2 separate regions of the Homo sapiens genome follow, and region 1 is linked to region 2. A link is a loop called in an ENCODE intact Hi-C map of the cell type or tissue named here. Cell type or tissue: transverse colon. All regions are shown on one strand. Each heading gives the region's core, and the rest is flanking DNA. Links, peaks and the distances in the headings are about the cores only.

What was found. Hi-C counts contacts between places; a loop is a spot of excess contacts. Peaks named below come from ENCODE experiments on the same cell type or tissue, not always from the same donor. Only the 100,000 strongest peaks of a DNase experiment are listed, where the experiment ranks them.
Region 1: it touches region 2 in a loop (12-fold over the local background); 88 of 110 quality-filtered maps call a loop at or near these places.

What each region holds. Positions count from the first base shown.
Region 1 is chr11:75,531,008-75,533,915 of GRCh38, forward strand. No RefSeq gene overlaps it. Among named protein-coding and RNA genes, the nearest start is that of GDPD5, 6.5 kb to the left of the region's middle. RefSeq lists an enhancer at 641-1,457 and a silencer at 1,415-1,494. In transverse colon, for the core only: a CTCF peak has its summit at 1,548 (motif pointing left); a DNase peak (open chromatin) is centred at 1,524.
Region 2 is chr11:75,387,521-75,390,428 of GRCh38, forward strand. No RefSeq gene overlaps it. Among named protein-coding and RNA genes, the nearest start is that of RPS3, 11 kb to the right of the region's middle. In transverse colon, for the core only: a CTCF peak has its summit at 1,354 (motif pointing right); DNase peaks (open chromatin) are centred at 941 and 1,321; H3K27ac peaks cover 1,114 bases.

The DNA.
Region 1 (2,908 bases), core at 281-2,780, 140 kb after region 2:
CCCGGCTGTGGCCCAAGTGGGTGGGAGGCATCCCAGAACATCTACAGGGAAAGAGGCTCGAGCTACTGATTTGTGTCCACGTAGGGCAAGAGTGAGCTAGAAATGCCTGGGTGACTCCCAGGGCCCAGCTGGTGGTGCCATTTCCTGGGGTGGGGAGCCTGGAGATGCAGGTATGGGGAAAGGTGATGATGTGGCTTGGGGACACAGTGAGTTTGAGGGACCATTGGGAGATACATGGGATATTCCTCGGTAGAGCTCTGGGGGGCGGGGCCGGGCTTGAGTCCACCTCTTGGGAATGGACAGCCTTTGGGAGGAGAGGCTGAGTAGCCCCTGGGAGGGAAGCGTGGCTCACCACGGATGAAAACCAACAGGGAGGGGATGGGCAGGGGCAGGGGCCTGAGGAGGAGCCCTCTGAGGGGAAGAAGAGGACAGAGGGGAGCAGACAGTGAGAGGAGAGTGTGCAGGGAGAGGTTAGCCAGGGCCGGGAGGGCCAGGATGGAGGTGTCCCCTGGGGTGGGCCATTGGGACTGTGGGTGACTTGGGAAGGGTGATGTGCATAGGGTGGGAGGCAGGAGCAGGGGCTCACTTGGTGACATGGTGGACAGCCCCTTTCAGGGCAGCTGGCAGGGCAACATGGTTGGATGGCAGCTGGCGGGGAAGGCAGAGGCAGAGGAGGGTTTTGGTTTTGGTGTTGGTTCCTGGAGGAGGGCTTCAGTTAAAGCTCTGTGAATAAGGGAGGGGCAGGAAGCTGACCTGGGACTGAGGAGAGGCTGTATTTGGGGGTTGGGGGTGAGGACCACAGTGGGGACAGGAGAGACAGAGCTGAAGCAGCCCCTTCTCACTTCGTAGAGGGGGCTTTGGGAAATGTCTGTGTCAAGTTAATAAAAAATGATATCATGGCTGGGTGGGGTAGCTGACACATGTAATCCCAGCACTTTGGGAGGCCAAGGCGGATGGATCACTTGAGGCCAGGGGTTTGAGACCAGCCTGGCCAACATAGTGAAACCCCATCTCTACTAAAAATACAAAAATTAGCCACGTGTGGTGGTGCATGCCTGTAGTCCCAGCTACTTGGGAAGCATGAGGCATGAGGTGGAGGCTGCAGAGAGCTGAGATCGTGCCACTTCACTCCACCCTGGGAGACCCTGTCTCAAAAAAAAAAAGATACCTGACCCCCTTTCTCATTCTCCTGGATCACTGTTCAGGCTCCAGTCTTGCAAGGCTGGGGAGCTTCACATTCCTTTCTGACCCCAGATCCTGGAAGCTTCCTCTCCCACCAGGTCTTGTCGCCAGCCAGTGGGAATAACCGAGGTCACCATAATGCCATGCTGACCCTTCCCCAGAGCCTTTGGATGCTCACTAGAAGAACTATCTGCTTTGTCCCCACCATTGTCAGTTGCCGGGGACTGCTTCCCTCCAACCCCCACCATGAACTTGCCAGATTGATTTCTGTGTCGCAGCACAGGGTGTGGCCACACCCAGTAGGCACTCAATACCTTTAACTGTAGAAATGCAGAGGGAATGCCTTCATTTGGCTGCCTCTGCTGCCCCCTGCTGTCTGAGACTGGTTGGTACAACATTAAAGGGCTGGTTCTGGAACTTAATGGTTTCGGGACCCCTTTTCTTGCCTAAAAATTATTGAGGACCCCAAAGAACATCTGTTTATACGTTTTATGTCTATTGGTATTTACAGTAATATAAATTTAAATTGATATGTTTTTAAAATATTCATATTATATGATTAAAATAATAAATGTAGTGTAACAACATATTTTTAGAAAAAATATTTCCCAAAATAAAAAATTAATGAGAAAAGTGGCATTATTTTATATGTTTACAAATTTCTTTAATGTCTTGATAGAAGACAGCTGGATTTTCAAACACACTTCTGCATTTAATCTGATGCAATATGTTGTTTTAAGTGAAGTTTATGAAGAAAATACAGGCTTACGCAAATACATAGTTGTAAAAGGGATATGTTAACAGCCCTTTCAAATAATTGTGGCTATTCTTTTTTTTATTTTTTAGAGGCAGGATCTTGCTCTGTTGGCCAGGCTGGAGTGCAGTGGCATGATCATAGCTCACTGTAACCTCAAACTCTTGGGCTCAAGTGATCCTTTCACCTCAGCCTCCCAAGTAGCAAGGACTACAGGTACTCACCACCACACTCAGCTCATTTTTCTTTTTTTTGGTACAGATGGGGTCTCACTATGTTGCCCAGGCTGGTCTTTTCCTGGCCTCAAGCAATCCTCCTGCCTCAGCTTCCCTAAGTGCTGGGATTACAGGTGTGAACTACTGAGCCTGGCTATTCTTTTTTGATACTAGCCAAAACTTGACAAGTGCTGTTTTTTTTTTTTGAAGGTTAGTTGTGATTAGAATCTGAAATCTAGCCGGGCGCAGTGGCTCATGCCTGTAATCCCAGCACTTTGGGAGGCTGAGGTGGGTGGATCACGAGGTCAGGAGTTCGAGACCAGCTTGGCCAATATGGTGAAACCCCGTCTCTACTAAAAATACAAAAATTAGCTGGGCATGGTGGCGCCTGCCTGTAGTCCCAGCTGCTCGGGAGGCTGAGGCAGGAGAATCTCTTGAACCCGGGAGGCGGAGGTTGCAGTGAGCCAAGATTCTGCCACTGCACTCAGTCTCAAAAAAAAAAAAAAAAATCTGAAATCCTATCAATGAAATTTTTATGTTCAATTACATTAAAATACATTAGACTCTTTCGCATTTTGGATATATCTTTTGCCCAAGCATGATGTTATAACTTAATGCACTGGCTGTTTGGAAAAAAATGGTTCACCAAGTTATGCAGGTCTTTCAAATATTGACAAATATTAGTATACTATGTTTTAAAAATCACATTAGTTAATATCAACACCGATCTCATCAGAGAAGTCTTTAAGTATTGGGA
Region 2 (2,908 bases), core at 199-2,698:
AGTAACCCTTATCTTCCACTTGGTTCACAGCTCACCACTACCATGTATCTCCTAGTGACTTCCCTAGAAAATCTACTGCCCCATAGCCAGATTTTCTTGGTGCTGTCATTTCTTCTCAAATGTATCACTCTATCTAAAAAGTATAAAAGTTTCTTGCTTTGGCCACTTCTTCATGCTTCACCCTCTTACGAAGATCCCCATATACATGTAAAATTAATGAAATTTGTATACTTTTCTCTTGTTAATCTGCCTGTTGTTGATTTCGTTTCTAGATCCAGCGGAAGAGCTCACTAAGAGCTAAAAGAAGGGGTTACAGGTGATCTCTGGCTCCCCAACACTCCCCAAGTTGATGACTGGGTGGGGTCTTGCAGCATTCCTGAGGCAAACACATCCATCATCTCTCCAGGGAAGTCCAAACTAAGCAGAGGTTACTTGGAGCCAGGACCTCAGACTCCCAAGCCTGGTGAGTCAGGTTTTGGGGTTTTTGTATGTGTGTGTCTTGCTTTTTGTTTTTTTTTTTTTTAGAGACAGGGTCTTGCTCTGTTGCCCAGGCTGAAGTGCAGTGGTACAACCTTGGCTCACTGCATCCTCAAACTCCTGGGCTCAAGCAATCTCCCCACCTCAGCCTCCTGAGCAGCTGGGACTACAGGCATGGGCCACCATGCCTGACTAATTTTTATTATTATTATTATTTTTAGATATACGATCTCACTATGTTGCCCAGGCTAGTCTTGAACTCCTGGCCTCAAGCCATCCTCCTGCCTTGACCTCCCAAAGTTCTGGGATTATAGGTGTGAGCCACCGTGCCTGGCCAAGAGTCAAGGTCTGAACTAGATTGGATGGTTCTAATAGCTTCTCTTTACGAAAGCCCTCAGCACTCACCCCTAAGTTAAAGCTCTCTCTTCCCTGTCATACCTGGTTCCTGTCCCTCCCTGGTCAGCTTGGCTGCATGCCAGTCCTTGGCTCTTCCCCTCCCCACTTGCCTCCAAGCTAACCAGCTGCCTGTTCACACAGCCTTATTCTGGGTAGGAAGCTGGGAAGTTGGTAGCATTGGCTTGTTAGCCTCTTGTTCCTGTCCTCCAGCTACTTAAGTGGAGTCACACAGTATATTCAGACCCATATGTGTGGATTTCACTAGTCAAATCCTGGGAAGCCAGTCTCCTGCCTGTTGTTTCTGTGGGGCATGCCCACCCCCCGCTATGTATTGTTCTCCATGCTCAGGCCTTTGAATGGAGTTTGAATGGGGTTACCAATGGTGTCCACTTGGCTGGGGGCCAGGTTTGTAATGGCGGTAGGATGCGGAGAGCAGCAGCCCCAACCCTTTCTGGGAAACAAATTGACCACGTTGCTGTAGTTGGTTGTTATGACCACCAGAGTGCGCAGTATGCACAGTTTTGGGAGAGCCAGTTAAGAAGGGTGGCATTTTAAACCTAAAATTAAGTGATAGCAAAGACGGAACTTATGATGAAAAAAAAATGAAAATAAAATTAAACTAGATAAACCTACTGCCTCTGGGTATTCCAGCTGTGTTCCCTGTCTTCAACCTGGGCTCAGTAACAGCGCTTCAAGAAGGGTCCAGCTGGTCTTTCTTACCTGGCTGACCACTGAAACTGCCCTCCCGCTCCTGGCCCTTTTTGGCCCTGGGAAGGCCCTTGCAGCTGCTCCTGGGCCCCATCTCTCTAGAACAGATGCTGGTCCCATGCCCCTGCATGACGCCTGATGGGGCTGGGACATCCTTGGCCTTTCTGTTCCAGCAGTCTGATCTGTGGCCGACTTCTTCCCACATTTTTCCTTTGAAGGAGCTTTCTCTGTCCTCTACGTTGTGGTAGTGTGGTCCTTTTGCCTGTAACGAAATAGTGCCTGCTCTGTGTAAGAATGAAAGGCACTGGTGTCTTGTGGTCTTCCCCTAAGAGCAGAGATATGAGCCACGTGTTCGTGTTGGGTAGGACTTGTTGAAACTGACTCACTAAACAAAAACACTGAAGATTAATGTAAACCTAAATGCCAAATTGTTTGTCTGCATTAAAAGCAATGACGGCCGGGCGCGGTGGCTCACGCCTATAATCCCAGCACTTTGGGAGGCCGAGGCGGGTGGATCATGAGGTCAGGAAATCGAGACCATCCTGGCTAACACGGTGAAACCCCGTCTCTACTAAAAATACAAAAAAAATTTAGCCGGGCGTGGAGGCGGGCGCCTATAGTCCTAGCTACTCGGGAGGCTGAGGCAGGAGAATGGCGTGAACCCGGGAGGCGGAGCTTGCAGTGAGCCGAGATCGCGCCACTGCACTCCAGCCTGGGCAACAGAGCGAGACTCCGTCTCAAAAAAAAAAAAAAAAAAAAAAAAGCAATGCTAACCCATTCCATCTAACAAGGATTTTCCATGTGCTAAGCACTAAGCTAAATGCTTTACAGATACCATTTAATTCAATCATAGAAATTCTATGAAATTAATGATAATTCCTCCATGTTATGGATGAAGACTCTTAGACTCAGAAAGGTTAAGTGACTTGCCTGAGATCACAAAGCTTGTAAGTGGCAGTACTGGGATAGGAAATAGACTGAGCTGGCTTCCAGTTTGCCCTCTGTCTGCCTCCACCTGAGCTGCCCACTCCCTTTCCACCCTCCAGGCATGGCGCCAGCGTCCCTCGCCGCCGGGTGTATTGTGGTGCCCCCATTTGTGTGATATTGCAGGTGCACATTGACTCCTCACAGTGGGTATCGACACCTAGGGAGAGATCTGGAAACTTGTGCCCCCGTAGTTTACACTGCCTTACCAGAACAGTGTCATTTTTATTTTCCTGGGTCTTTTTTCTTTTTTCCAAAAGGAGTCTCGCTCTGTCGCCCAGACTGGAATGCAGTGGCGCGATCTCAGCTCGCTGCAACCTCCACCTCCTGGGTTCGAGTGATT